Linked DNA regions of Mus musculus: region 2 is linked to region 1. Evidence: chromatin loops called from intact Hi-C (ENCODE). Cell type or tissue: heart. All regions are shown on one strand. Each heading gives the region's core, and the rest is flanking DNA. Links, peaks and the distances in the headings are about the cores only.

The links. A loop is a pair of places that touch in the nucleus more often than their neighbours do. Peaks named below come from ENCODE experiments on the same cell type or tissue, not always from the same donor. Only the 100,000 strongest peaks of a DNase experiment are listed, where the experiment ranks them.
Region 2: it touches region 1 in a loop (2.1-fold over the local background); 1 of 42 quality-filtered maps calls a loop at or near these places.

What each region holds. Positions count from the first base shown.
Region 1 is chr6:108,670,008-108,677,927 of GRCm38, reverse strand. No RefSeq gene overlaps it. Among named protein-coding and RNA genes, the nearest start is that of 0610040F04Rik, 13 kb to the right of the region's middle. In heart, for the core only: a CTCF peak has its summit at 3,547 (motif pointing left); no DNase peak of the experiment used is centred there.
Region 2 is chr6:108,061,105-108,069,024 of GRCm38, reverse strand. It overlaps Setmar (SET domain without mariner transposase fusion), which reads right to left and starts at 3,980. Exons shown (of 2, transcript NM_178391.4): 1 at 3,786-3,980. The coding sequence starts at 3,944. In heart, for the core only: CTCF peaks have their summits at 3,248 and 3,753; a DNase peak (open chromatin) is centred at 3,754; H3K4me3 peaks cover 1,434 bases; H3K27ac peaks cover 864 bases.

The DNA.
Region 1 (7,920 bases), core at 1,607-6,606:
TCTGAGCCAGTGGCTTGGAATATGCCTGCACAGTGAGCGCCTTGTCTGCAAGGCTGGGCCTTGCAAAGCCAGGGGTCAGGGGAGCCAAGGCCGCCGCCCTGGGAAACACCCCAGTACACAGCCAGACTTGGGGGCCCCAAGGGAAACCAGCACTAGGCTCCACCCTTACAACCTTCTTTTCCCTCTCACTCTTGGAGGCCTTAGTATAGTCTAGAGAAGCCCCAGGACCCTAAGGAAGTCCTAATGTACTGAGGTATATGTTAAAGGTTGAATGGATATAACTCCAAACTTAACGTGGGCAAGCTCCATGATTAAAAAAAAAATTAAATTGCATATTAATGTTAGTCTATGTGCATGAGGGAGTCAAAGACTTGCAGAGACAACCAACTTGCAGGGGTTGGTTGTCTCCTTCCACCATGTGGGTTCTGAGGAGTGAATCAGCTCATCAGTTTTGGCAGCAAATACCTTTACCCTCTGAGCCATCTCATTGACCCATGGTTTTTTGTTTGTTTGTTTTTTTCATAAGTTAATCTCAATGCCTCTCCTTTGGAGAGAAATTGGTTTCCAGGTTTGGGGAAGAGGGGGTTGGACACAGGAAGCCAAAACATCTTCGCTACTGCCCAGTGGCTCCTTCAGCCCTATGACATAGGGACTCTGTTTCTGACTTGTCTTCCCTCCCGACATCTTTGTCCAGTTTGGCATCCAGCATTCTTCTGGTATCCAAGGTTCTGTCGGCAAGGACATTTGAGTCATGCCTTGGTTGAAACCCTGCCTGTGCCATCTGCTTGCTGTATGACCTTGGGTGAGTCACTTGCTCTCACAGAGTCTAGATTTGTATAAATGTAAAATGGAGTTCTGCGAAATGCATCTGCCTTGTGTGGTCGCTGCAGTATCGAGCTATAACGAGACCTCTGGAAGCTTCTCCCCTTATCTCTCTCCACCCACCCCCAGTCTCTCTGGAAAGACTGCTATATCAGCCATTTGCACATCAGTCTAAGTCCCTGGGAATGCACTGAGTTACCTGCCAGAGGCTAGTTTGCATTACATGCTGCTGCACTTGCACCCAAAGGGTTCTTGTCAACGTCATAGCAGACTTTGTAAGGTCTCTGCGAGCCCTCTTGGAGATTGAAGAAACAGAGTCAAGGAGATGACAAAGTTTCTCAAGGTCACCCAGCAGAGCCTGAGATGCCACTTACTCAGTCCTATAACAGCATAGAACCCTCCATCCCATGCCTCTTCCCAGAGTGAGGGCTGTCAGAACCTAGCACACAGTTTGCTTCTAGACAAGCACCTCCTGGAAGGCCCCTGGGTGCCGACTCACAAGGTGAACTTGAAATTCACTCTCCTTTTTAAAAGTTTCATTGTAATATATATTACAGAAACTGCATTGAAGAAAGAAAGAGAGAGAGAGAGAGAGGGAGGGACAAAGGGAGGGAGGGGAAGAGAGAGAAAGAGAGAGAGAGGGAGAGAGAAAGAGAGAGAGGGAGAGAGAGGGAGAGAAAGAAAGAAAGAAAGAAAGAGAAAGAAAGAAGAAAGAAAGAAAGGGAGGAAGGAAGAAAAGGAAGAAAGAAAGGGAGAGAGAGAGAGAAAGAAAGAGAGAAAGAAAGAAAGAAAGAAAGAAAGAAAGAAAGAAAGAAAGAAAGAAAGAAAGAAAGAAAGAAAGAAAGGCAGGCAGGCTGGAGAGACAGCTCAGTGGGCAAAATGCTTGACCTGCAGTCAATGAAGACCTGAGTTTGAATGTCCAGGACCTGTGTGAAGCTAGAAGACATACTGCACATCTGTAATGCCAGCACGTCTAAGGTAAGATGGGAAACAGAGACAAGAGATTTCCTAGAAGCCTGATAAACGCATCACGAGCAACAGAGACCCTGTCTCAAATGAAGCTGAAGGCAAGGACCAACACCTGAGCCTAACCTCTGAGCTCCATATAATAGCACACATACACTGATATTAACACAGAGGAGTGTGCACACAGAGATAGATGAATGACAGATAAATGAGAAAGAGAGAGAGAGAGACCCAGAGAGAGAGAGACCCAGAGAGAGTCATTTTACACAGCATTTTAGGGTCTCACACAAGACCTTACTATGTAGCCTCAGGCTTCTTCAACCTCATAACCCTCCCGCCTCAGCCTCGTGTGTACTGGGATGCTGGTGTTGTGTATAGGTGTATGTGACCAGATGTTCACACTTCTAAGTAATCTCACCCAGAAGCTTACCTCATAAATATTGTTGCACACCTATGATGTGGCATCTGTATGCAATTACTCATTGCAGCTCTTCTAGCAATGGCAAGACATCCAAAATAACCCTTAGCCAAGTGCCATGGTGGTACATGCATCCTAGCACTCAGGAAATGAAGGCAGGAAGATCACAAGTTCACAGCTTGATGATAGTGAGACCCTATTTAAAAAAAAAAAAAAAAGGTCAGGTGGTCAGGAATGGTGTTACACATCCATAACCCTATTTAATACATAGAGGTCAGAGTTCAAGGTCATTCCTCGATACAGGGTGAATTGGAGACCAGAGTGGACTATATGAGATTCCAACTCAAAAAAAAAAAAAAAAAAAAAAAGCCAGCACAACAACCACACACACACACACACACACACACACACACACACACTGAGAGAGAGGAGCGGGAGGCAGACAGAATCAGAGATAGAACCTACAGATGTGTCACTGGGAACTAGTTGAACAAATGATTGTACATCTGTGCACTGGACTACTTAGCAGTTATAGGAGAGACTTGAACATCTATGTGTTCATGCGGATAGGTTCCCATGTGGATATTAAGTTAAATAAGTGTGGAACAGTGTGAATAGCATGCTATTTTTGTGTGGAAAGAAAAGAAGATTAATGATCATCTGCATTTATATTTGCATGATTTTATATAATTAAACTTTAAAGAACTTAAAACCATTTCTACCCAACTACTTGTGGGTGAGTTTACTGGGGGTAGAAGATAGCATTATAGAAATAGGTGGGCCGGGCAGTGGTGGCACACGCCTTTAATCCCAACACTTGGGAGGCAGAGGCGGGCAGATTTCTGAGTTCGAGGCCAGCTTGGTCTACAGAGTGAGTTCCAGGACAGCCAGGGCTACACAGAAAAACCCTGTCTCAAAAAAAAAAGAAAGAAAGAGAGAGAGAGAGAGAGAGAGAGAGAGAGAGAAGAGAAGAGAAGAGAAGAGAAGAGAAGAGAAGAGAAGAGAAGAGAAGAGAAGAGAAGAGAAGAGAAGAGAAGAGAAGAAAAGGAAGGAAAGGAAAGGAAAGGAAAAGAAAAGAAAAGAAAAGAAAAGGAAAGAAAAGAAAAGAAAAGAAAAGAAAAGAAAAGAAAAGAAAAGAAAAGAAAAAAGAAAAGAAATAGGTGGACTCTTAAAAAAAAAGAAAAAGAAAAAGAAAAAGAAACCAAGGGACTGGAGAGAGAGATCAGTGGTTAAAAGAATTGGCTGCTCTTGCACAGAACTCAAGTTCGGTTTCCAGCCCCCACATGGTGGATCTCAACCTTCTACAATTCCAGTTCTAGGGAATCTGATGCCCTCTTCTGGGATCTACAAGCATTGCATACAATCCTATACATAAAAATTTTAAATTTGAAACCATTCATACTCTTTTCACCAAATGAGTAAAATAAATGACCTTCCAGGACTGTTAAAGTTTTAAGGTATAACAGTACGGTGGGATTTTTTGTTGGTTTGGTTTGGTTTAGGTTTGCTTTTTTGAGACAGGGTTTTTCTGTGTAGCCCTAGCTGTCCTAGAACTCAATCTGGAGACTAGGCTGGCCTCAAACCCATGGAGATGTGTCTGCCTCTGCCTCCTGAGTTCTGGGACTAAAGGCATGTGCCACCACTACACATTTTTTTAAAGAATATAATCTTGTAGAGATATGCACTAGGGCTTGTGATTAGTCAATGATGCGGTGCTGGATAGACATAATGGAAACAAGCTGGAGGCAAGCTGTGTCTGGCTGCCAGGTAAACATTCCCTTCCTTACAGAGATAAACACTAAAATATCTACAAATGGAACTATATAATGTCTAGGTTTGCTTCAGAGTAATACAGAAGGATAAACAGATTAGAATATATATATGTGTGTGTATATATACACACATACACATATATGCACATATATATATACATACACATGCACATATATATGCATACATATACTTATACATATATATGATGAAACTGAAATTGGGCTTTGAATCTATGAGATTAATAAACAGAGGGTTCAGCATACTATTCTATTTCTTTCTTCTAATGATAAGAATCATCTCAGGGCTTTTGCTGCTCTACCACTCTTATAATCACCCTATCTGCCTGCCTGCCTGCCTGCCTGCCTGCCTGCCTATCTGCCTGCCTGCCTGCCTGCCTGCCTGCCTGCCTATTTGCCTATCTATCTATCTATCTATCTATCTATCTATCTATCTATCTATCTATCTATCTATCTATCTATCTTCAAATTCACTAGGTACCAAGACAATCTCTGAGCTTTTAGTTCTCTTACTTTTTCCTCTGGAATGCTGAGATTACAGGAATACTGTACCACACTTGATTTATGTAGCTCTGGGGTTCAATTCCAGGGCTCTGTATATGGTAAGTAAGCAAGCATTCTGCCAGTAGAGAAATATCAGTAGATATTATGATTAATTTTCTAAAGATGTATTTGTTTTTAGTGTGTGTGTGTGTGTGTGTGTGTGTCTGTGTACACTTTCTGTGTGCCTGGTTCCCATGGAAGTCAGAAGAAGGTATCTGTCCTCTGGAACAGAAGTGACAGGCAGCCAAGTACAGCTGAACTCTAGTCCTCTGTAAGAGCAGCAACTGCTCTTAGCAACTAAGCCATCTACTCTTTTGTTGTTTTGTGTGTGTGTGTGTGTGTGTGTGTGTGTGTGTGTGTGCGCGCGTGTGTGTTTCCCTCTAGGCCCTGGCAACTACCAATCTGCATTCTATCTCTATGATTTTATCTAGTCTATATATTTCATATAAAAGATTTCACCTAATATGTGACCTTCTGGTTTGCTTCATGTAGCATAGTATTTCTGGGGTTTCTCTTTCTTATTACTTATGCCCGTATTTTACTTTTTTAATCACTAAATTTATTTATTAATTTGTATGTGCTCCCATGCAGAGGTCAGACGACAGCTTCAATGGGTGATTTCTCTCCTTCCACCATTGTGGTCCCCAGAATCAAACTCAGGTCATCAGGCAGCAAGAACTCTGACCTGCTGAGCCGTCCCACCCATCCAACCGGACTACTTTCAATGACGTAACAGTATCCTGCCACATGCATATACCACCATTATTTATGCCTTCGTCTGCCTATAGTCACTCACATTGCTCACATTGACTCTTGCACACATGCCGCTGTGAACATTTGTGTCTATATTTTATTTGGGCCTCTGCTTTCATGCCTGTAGATGTATACACACACACACATCTGGGAAAAGAACCATGTATAATTAGATAATTCTGTATCTTTTTTGAGCAATCGCTTTCCCCCATCAGCTACACCATTTTACACCCTCTGTAGCAACCTCCCATGGTCTCTCCACATCCTCGACAACACTTGTTATTTTCTCGTTTTAAAAAAATGATTGTTATTGTCATAGCCGTCCCCGTGGGTGTGAAGTGATGCATCCCGGTGGTTTTGAGTTGCAGTTCCCCGATGACTAATGAGGTTGAGTGTCTTTTTGTGTGCTTACTGGCCACTTGTGTGTCTCCTTTAGAGGCATTCTACTCAACGTCCTTTGCACTTTTAAAATTGGGTTGCTTCTATTTTTGTTACTTCTGTCCACTTACTAGAAAAGATATGAAATATGAGATATACTTAAAACCTCTTCTCCCCTCACTCTCTCTCTCTCTTTGAGAGAGGCCTCGTGTAGCTCAGGGTGGCCTCAAACTTGCAGTGTAGTGAAGGACAACCTTGAACTTCTAATCCTCCTGCCTCTACCTCTGGAGCTGGAATAATAGGAATATGACCATTCCTGGTGTGTGTGTGTGTGTGTGTGTGTGTGTGTGTGTGTAGAACCCAGGGTCTTTTGCACACTGGGCATGTTTTCTACCAGTTAACCTACAGCCTCAGCCTGTTTGTTCCTTTGTTCTCTTCTCCCTCCCTTCCTCCTTCTCTCCTTCCTTTGTTCTTTATTTCTTTCTCTTTGAAGAATGGCCTCAACTTGAGCTTTCCTAAGACAATAGTTTTCAACCTTTCTAACGCTTCAGCCCTTTAATACCTACAGTCCTCACGTTGTAGTGACCCCCAACTGAAAATTATTTCATTGCTATTTCATAGCTGTAATTTTGCTACTGTTATGAATAGTAATGCAAATATCTGTGTTTTCCAAACGTCTTAGGTGACCCTTATGTAAGGGTCATTCAACCCCACAAAGGGGTCATGACCCATAGGTTGAAAACCACTGTCCTAAAACCATCCCTACCCCAACCCTTCATGATTAATTCTTTCTTTCTCTATCTCATTTTTCTTTCCTTTTTTTTTTTTTCTTCAGGTTTTTGGAACAGAGTCTAACTCTGTAGCCCAAGTTGCCCTTAAACTCTCAGCAATCCTCCTGCCTCAGCTTCAGAAGTGCTGGGCTTATTATAGGCATGAGCCACCACATTCGACTTTTTTTTTTCCTTCTCTTTAAACAAATAAATAAGTATGTTTCCTTCTCTTTGTCCCCTAAAAAGTGTGTGTGTGGTAGGGGGTGGGGAGGCAGGACCAGGACAATGGGGACAGCAGCAGTTGGTGTCACATTCCCTTGGTCCCAACCTGAGGTTGACCCTGTCCCCAGAGCCCATGGGCCAGCTCGTGTGTCCTACCTCCATTACTTTGGTGAGGCTCTCCCAGGAAGGGAGGGGCTGCCTATAACAGAGGACACCCTCTGGGCCAATAGCCAGTCACATCACAAGATAGGTGTCCGGCAGGGACACCAGGACTTCCATTGCCAAGGGGAGGAGCTCTGCAGGCTCATGTTCGGAGGCTGTAAGGCAGATGGCTGGGGAGAAACAGGGAGTGGTGCTGGGTGGGTGGTTATGAGAATGGCCCAAGTGGCTGAGTTGCTGCAGAATCTTAGGTGAAGGAGAGAAGGGGTCATAGTCTGGAACCTTCTAAACCGCTTAGTGATCATTTTCATCAGCAGAATTCTCATTTCAAAAAAGGACTATGATGTGCAGAACACTGGAGGGAGCTGCTCCCCGGTACCAGCAAGAAGCCTAAAACCTTCCTTCCTCTTACCCTGCAGGATCCTCAGGGAAGACTTGAGTCTCAGGAGAGTGACAGTCTCTGAAATGCAACACATTCCCTCTCCTTATAGGACCCTTTCAGGGCTCCAGAGATCCAACACATGCCCTCGGCCCTCTAGACTCTAACCGGATATGATAGCCTGTCACCCTAGTTTCTGCTCCTCAACCAGACCCCAGAGCAAACACTGAGGGTAAGAGTTGGGATGGACTCAGCAAACAGTAGGAACAGGTGGCTCTGTGGTCTGTTTCTGGACTAATGCAGTTTCCTCCCATAAAGAGTTCCACACTCAGGACAGCCGGCCATCCTGCTGGTGACAGTAGCCTGTTGATTGCTGCCTCTCCTGAGAAATACCTTCAGCCTCTCTGAGATTTTTAGCCCAGTGGGTTTTTTGGTTTGTTTGTTTTTTTTGGGGGGGGGAGGGTTGTTCTGGTTTTTTTTTTTTTTTTTTTTTTTTGGTTGGTTGGTTGGTAGGTTTCTTGCTTGCTTAACACAGAGTCCTGTGTAGCCCTGGCTGGCTTTGGACTCTGTGTGCAGGCAAGGATAACCTAATCTGAACAAATTCGTGTGGTGCTGCAGGTGGAATCCAGGATATTGCACATACCAAGCAAGCATCTACCAACTGAGCTATGCATCCAGCTCCGTTTGTTTGTTCATTAATGATTGGTTTTGGTTTGGTTT
Region 2 (7,920 bases), core at 1,160-6,159, 610 kb after region 1:
CTTTGCAGTTGATCTGAGGGACCTGACAAATGATTAGACCTGACTTGGCTCAAGAAAACCAATTAGTTTATTTTCTCCTTGGCTTTCAACTCCAAGGATGTGAGGATATGCTGGCTTCTAATCTGAACATTTCAGTATGCCCTTTTCCCTTTATATGGCACCCCAGAGCAAAGCAGACATAAAATTATTTTTTGCCTTGAGTTTTTCATGCCTTAATGGTTGTGTGAGCCCGTGAGCCAGGGTTTGCAGCAAGTATGCTAGTTTGACTTTTTGTAAGATTCCTTTTATGTATGTGGAATTCAGTGGGGAAAAAAATGAGCTGAAGATGAGCTGGGAATGTAGGTCAGTGATGGAGCATCTGTGTAGCACATGTTTAAGTCTAGATTGCATTCCTAACATCCATAACACACACACACATCCTATATCACTGGTACCACTAGACAGTCTGGGCAACTTTGAGGCTTGTCTTTAAGCATGTGGATTATCTTTTCTGAGAAGCAGTTTTTTTTTTCTTTTTCCTATCAGAGAGAGCTAGCCTCCCAAAATGCCAATATTCTATAAACTCCTCCCTATTGTAAAACTTTTGTAAATTTGTCCATTTTGCCACACCTTGGTAGAGATGGTAGAGATTCTTGGAACTCTCCATAGCAGCCTTCCCCTGCTATAGCACCCATTAGGAACTAGCCAATCATGTCAGATTGTGAGGTTGAACTGTCACCAATGGAGTGAGACTTAGCTACTTGTACTCCCACCTTGGAGTGATTGCTCGACTAGTGTGGGCCACTGTGCACCCTTTTGCCAAAGTAAAACTGCCTGGCTGAGTGACCTCTGCTTTGTTTAGTATCTCATTTTACAACCCCAGGAATATCCTTCTCCAATAGTTTTATTCTCAAGACTTTCATGTATGCCCTCAATGGTTGGCCTAAGAATCAATCACGTGGCTCTTCTTCTCCCCTTCTCCCTCCTCTTAAAAAATAGACCAGGACTTAATTTGGAAACTATGATTAGTACATCAAATCCCCTGAGTTTATGGACACTAATGACTGTAAGGAGTTTAAAGAAGATACTTATAGAGAATCTTTCAACTTCTTGATGCTGCAGGAGAGCAAACCCAGGAACTTGAGCATAAAGCACTTTGTCATTGAATTACTTTCTTAGGAACTAGCTTTGGAGACGGGGTCTTGCTATGAAGACTAGCTTGGCTCCTACATTCACGATTCTCCTGTTTCCACATCTAGTGTTGAGATTATAGGCAAGTGTCTAGCTAATTAAGTTATTCTTAGTTATTTTTTTGCACATAAAATAAAGTAGGCTAAATTAAGAGATTGCATTAGACCAACTGTTTTTATAGATAGGCCTTAGAGAAGATGGCAAAGAAACACACACACACACACACACACACACACACACACACACACACTTTTATTCAGTAGCACAACGAGCTAAAATTGAGTGTAGGATCATCACACTGTTAGTGCTTTGAGGGCAGGGGGCATGTTTTCTTATTCTCTGTATTCCAACTCATCACTTGGCATACTTTTAGTTCTTAATGAGTATTTATTGGAGTTACTTAAGAATGGAGCAATATTTTTCTTTCATGTTAGATACTTCTAGCTTAAAAAAAAAGCAACTGGATGCTGTCTTCTTCAATCAAATGATGTCATCTTCTAGGCCTCGTCTAATACAGTGCCTGGTATATTATAGTCACTCGACTATTTGATGAATAAAGAAAAAAAATAGGTGGTCTTCGCAGACATCCTGGAATGTTTGATCTTGACCAAGCCTTAAGAGCTCATTGGTACATGGAGTATTATCTACTTGTGTTATTAATAAACTGTCAATGCAAATGCAGATGTGTGTTGCTGGCTATGAGTCATAGATGAGAGGGCGCTATTTCTCACATTGAAATCCTGCTTCACCTTTTGAAATCTGCTATAGAATGTATTATCCCATTTTCTGCTCATAAAATCCTAGAAGGAAGAAAGAGCAGCCCTAATTTGTTCTTATTCTGGATGGGGGAAAGCTATACAATTTTAAAGTTATTTTCACTTCGAAAACAACAAACTCTGTGGAGTAGGTAAGATGCTGAAGTCATACTCTTAAGTCTGACATCCGAGGGGGCACCCCTCTGCCAGCATCTTTGGTCTTTCCCTATTCCATAAGCAACTTAGGCCATGGTCTGAGGGGTTGAAGGGTGGAGTAGGGCTTTGAGGTAGCAGCCATTTATTGAGTTCCTACAGAGCACTAGGAACAGTAATTCCCAAGCAGCTGAGAAGAGGGTCTATGACTTAAACTCTAGGGCTTCTGAGGATCTGAAGAAGTTAATTTATGTGTGTCCAAGATCTCTCAGCATGGCGGAGACCTCAGCTAAGTTTGACTCCAGGGGCTGAGATTCATAACCAAGCCTTTCTTACATGTCAGATAGCCGAGACCAGACATGGAGATGGTTTTCTCTGATCCCTCAGTAAGTTCTGAGTACAAGCCAGACAGGGGGAAAAAGCTTTCTGAAAAGTCACGCCTCTGCCACACACATGTTAGGGAACTGCTATTTTACAGACAGTATAAGGTAAGAATCCTTGTTAAGGTCTTATTACAGGTTCAAAGAAAAATATTAAATTCTGTCCATTTAAGAACTTTTCTTTCAGACCAACAGCTTATTTCCCCCTCGAGAGAGAAAGAACATGAAATTGGGTAGATTGCGAGGTGGGCAAGGATCTGTGAGGATTTGGGGGAGGGAAAAAGGATGACAAACATATTGTATGGGATTCTCAAAGAGTAAATAATAGTAAGACGTCAAGAAGACTGCAGTTCCAGTAAACAACCTTGATGAAACTCATTGGCTCTCTGTCTCCTACACACACACACACACACACACACACACACACACACTCACCACAGCGAGATGAAAGATAAAAGGGGCACTAGCCAGGAAGGTGAAGGATTACTGGGAGAGGGTGAGGGACCAGAGAGGGTGGTGGTGCATATCATCAAAACACCTTCTGTGCATATGTGGAAAAATGTCATCACAAAACTCATTATTATGTATAATCAACATTTGCTAATGAACATTTTAAAAATGCCATAGTTAAACTAGATACCCCGTGTGCTAATAAAAAAAAAATAAAAATATCGGGGGTGGGGTGGGGTGTGTGTGTGTGTGTGGGGGGGAAGAAGCCTGTTGTTACAGCCAATTTGACAATTACTACCACGTGGGGGAGCTATGTGTCTCTCTTTCTTGGCTTCTAGGAAAGAGCTCTAGCGCCCCCGGGGGCAGTGAGTAGCCCTGGAATTCTGCTCTGCAGCGAAGTGTGAAACAATCCCCTTCCTACTCACCCCCCCCCCCCCCAGCTTCCTACTCCCCCCAGCTCTTTAGACCTGGCTCTACATGGGCATTGGCCTCAACTACTCAAGATATAAGCAGCTCTCTGGTTCCTTCCATGGAGGCTGTCCGCAGGCCTCTATCTCCGCCCCAACATGGAAGGGTGCAGGCTCCCCTTGGTGAGAATTAAGAGGAGTCTTGTAGTCAGCCCCTGTGGGGCTACAGGACATCCCTCCAACCCAGTCTAGAACAGCGCTGGCCCCGCCTGGGGAGAGAAGGGAAATAGACAGGCCCTTTAGCACCGCCCCTAAGATCGGTGAGCTGCTTTCTAGCTCCGCCCCCATATAAAGGGCACTGGCCCCGCCCCCGGGGGAAAGGGACAGCCCTCTAGCGCCGCCCTCTGGCTCCGCCCCCAAAGAAAAGGGCACCACCCCCAGCCCTTTCAGCCACTTAGCCCTGCCTCTACCTGGAAAGGTTTAGGCCTGGGCTCCGCCCCCAAAGGCCACAAGCTCACAGGCAAGTTCTCCAGGCCGCACGCTACATCTTGTTGTTCTGTCGGGGCTACAGATTCCTCCTCAGATGCTGCTATCTCGAGAGAAAGCTTCTCCACACCTTCCGCAGACATTTATGGTCTCGCTTCGACTACTCGCCTGACCATTTTGGGCCTCCGGGAGGATGCTGGGAGTTGTGGATTCTGCGGCCCTACTTCCTCATGGGAGTTGTAGTTTTCCGTCCCAACAGGCTGCAGGTGAGGGAGATACCTCCCTCAGCGTCGTTGGGGTGCTTTTCCTCTGGATCCCACTGTTTTAAACTAGATACATAGCTGATAATTTCAGAACCACAAAAGGTACAAAATTTGGAGAACTTGAAATGTTTTCGTTTTTTTCTGGGGAACCTTGTGAAGCCTGGTTGTTTGTTCAGCCTTTGAGGGTTTAGTAGGTGTTTGGAAATGTATCGTCTAAGCTGAGGGAGAAAATACAGTCCAGAGAATATAAAGATCTAGAACCCGCGGAGAAGTTGGGTGACTGGCACAGAATTTGTTTTTGATAAGGTCCTCTCCTTGTAAGCTCACCTTGTCCCATTATACAAAACAACAAAAACCTGTTTTGAGTAGAGTCACTCACTGATCACGCCAGAGTTTCTGTATCTGGTGGAAAATGTTAACATTGCCAAATCTCCCCATTTTGCTTGTCTTGCTTCTTTTTCTTATTCTCCCTCTATCCCCTCCTCCTCCTTCTTCTCCTCCTCCCCCTCCTTCTCCTCTTCCTCCTCCTCCTCTTCTTCTAATTTTCTATCTTCACTGCTTTCTGTGATAATAGGGTCCCACAGGGCATCCACTCTTGTTGACCAAAAGTTTGGAGGCTAAAGGGGGACACTGAAATAGATTGTCCTTATAAGAGATTCATTAGAAGATACATTGATGACACAGGCAAACAGACAGACAGGCAGACAAAGGGCCTTCACGGCAGAGCAGGCATTTCTTCTTAGAGGTTTCAGAGGAAGAAGGGAGTAGTTGATGAGTAGCTTGCAGGTAGGCTGTTCCTGAGTTATCTATGAAAGTCACCAAATTACTCTAGCTTCTGGAATTGTTACAGATCCATACAAACGGGGCAGCTTTACAAAATGCAGGATCTTAGGTTTTTCATCTTTGTGTTTTAGAGAAAAAAATTACAAATGTATGTGTGCATAAATAAATATATTCTATATACTTAGGTGTGTGTGTGTGTGTGTGTGTGTGTGTGTGTGTGTGTGTGTGTGTATTTAGCTAGATTTGTTTCAAGACAGGTTATTAGTATGAAACCCAGTGTGGTTTTGAACTCTCCATCCTCTTGATTATTAGGACTACTTGCATGAACCACTGCATCTAAATGTCTTAATTGGCTTTATTTTCAATTCTAGAAAAAGGACAACATTTCACCCTGTAAGGTAGAATAAGCATTCTGATTTTCTGAGCGTAGCATTGGTTGTATAGGAAGAGAAGAGATGGAAAAGCAGAAGCAATAAACAAAAGAAGAATGGTCCTTTCATAGTTACTCTATCCCTGTAAGGCATGGGCAGGAATACAGAACAGTAGGAAAATAAATCATTGCTTAGCACCAGAGTAATGTTTGTGTGCTAAGATTAAGGCAGAGGAATTTTATTATCCTGGGATATTTGTCTGTTATCTCTTTAGTTCTTTATTTCTGCAAAAGGTTACATAGACAGGTTAGTTTCAGCTTGGTGACAAGTGACTCTATCTTGATTTATCGTCTGTCATGGGGTTTTGTTGCAGCAATAGAAACATTAACTAGACAACCAGGATCCAGAAGTTATCATTATTTTGAGATAGGATCTTGATATTTTGCCAAGGCCTGTACTCGATGTGTAGGTTTAACGGATCCTCCTCCTTCAGCCTTTGGCATAGCCAGGTCAGGTGCATGACCTTCCCCTGCCAATATGGTTTCAGACATAAAGGACTAGGATGGCAGTCTCCAGCCCTTAGCTTCTTCTCTACTTCAGTTATGAATATAGGATGCTTTTACTTTCTGACTTATAGGATCCTTAAGCTTAAAATGACTAGAACTAATTGACTCCTCGACAAACTTTTATTGGTAATCTAACAGAGCATCCAAGCAGCAAGCAGAGAGCGTCCTTACCTCCCACCCATCCCCCCGGCCGGCATAATAAGGAGATAGTTGTGCTCAAGTCTTGGTTCTATCTTCATAGTAGTTTTCATTTTTATCACCTCTTACTTAGTTCTAGTTTTAAGCAGCAATAGAAATAATTAGAAACCTGTCTTCAAACTGTAGCAATGACAGTAAGAACAATTGGGGATATAGAGAATAGCATAGTTTAAAAAGATGACTTTAATAGACCAGGGAAGAAATGAGACCCTAGAATTTTATAATTAGGTTTTACATTGTAGCCATAACATGGTCATTGGAACACCCATCATGGGTTTTAGTTTTTTTTTTTTTTTTTTTTTTTTGTTGTTGTTGTTGTTGTTTTAGAGTCATCTAAGTGATCAGGATCAAAGTGCAATCTCTGGCCACACTTGACATCAGGCTCAAAGCAATTTATAGGACAAGTGCCATAGCCACTAACAGAGATGTCACATGTGCCCTTTCCTATGGGAGCAGGGCTTGAAGCTATACCTTCAGTAGGTCACAGAGTTGTCTGTGATCTTTTTCATCTTCTTAGAGGATGATTCAAATGTAGGACAAGGATTCTTGTTAATCTATTGAGATGTCTTTAAGACAGGAGGATAGTCTCCAAGTTTGAGGCTAACCTGGGCTACAATATAAAACCTAGTTATTAAAAAAAACGATAGCAACAAAAAGAAGATTAAAAAAGTAATATCAATTAGATAGAAAATCATGTCTTTTAGCAATTAAAATTTTATGTTATAATGTATGGCATGTGGGTCACAAAGAAAAATACAGCAAGCAATTAAAATGGTTTGAGAATTGTATTTTACAAAATCATGATGGTGTTTTTGTGCCCTTGTGGATATTAAATGTTTTCAGCAGAGTAAACCATCTTATCTATTGTCCCATTTTATCCTTTCAGTTTTGTATAATGAAATACATTACTTCTTTTGTTGATAAGACAACAAAAAACATAAAGATTAATTGCAGTTAGCAAATTAGCTATAATATTTGGGATTGAATACTAGATAGTGTGTGTAATAATGATATACTATGATATAAAGGTGAAGAGGTAAAAGGAAATTATTAATTTATTTAGCCTGTAGTATCACCAGAAAGCAATTGATTTCACTCATGGTAAAGATGAATGCATTTAGTATTAGGTGAATTCAAGCCTTAAGGCTCTGAGGATGGGTTTGACCTTGAAAAGCTGGGCTTGACCTTGAAAATCATGGCTTGAACTTACACTTACATATTTTTATTTTTCACTTCATGTTCTAGATGGTCAACATTTTCATACTATCTCAGACGTTATGATATACAAATAGAAGTTGTTTTTCTAAAGGTACTGTCAGTACTTCATGGGATCTTCTGGTCTAGTGTAAAGTGCAGAGCCAACCCATCTCCGCATAGATTTCAAAGCAAAGATGGGTGTTATTAAAGTTTGGTCCCTTTGTGTTAATTTAGTCCTAGCTATATAAAAATCCATTAAACATGTAAGCCCATATTTATGAGTGTTTATTAGACGATTTCAACAGATGCTGTGAGGAGAACCCTTACAGTTCAGGATTCTTGTCCAGAAAGAGCCTCAGCGTGTTTTCCACTCTGGTGACTTCCCAGGTTCTGTTCTGGTGTTTGTAAATGGCAAGGTTCATTACTGGCAGAAAGGCAATTCCCAAGAACAAGAGGCATGGGGATCTTATTAGGAAAACATTCATAGTCATGCTAGAAAAACTCACCACATACAAAGGCACACACATTCCTGAGCACATTTGGTTTGAAGTCACACGTACTCATACATTCCATGCTCACTTCCTCGACAGTCCTGATAGTTAAGACTAACTTGACTGAAGTGTCTCTCAAGACTTCTGTTCTTTTAGGAAGTGTTTAGCTTCTAGTTTAGACTTCTGTTTGTTTAGGAAGTGTTTAGTTTCAGTGTCTCAGTGTGGTACTGTATTGAAGTCAGCATCGCTG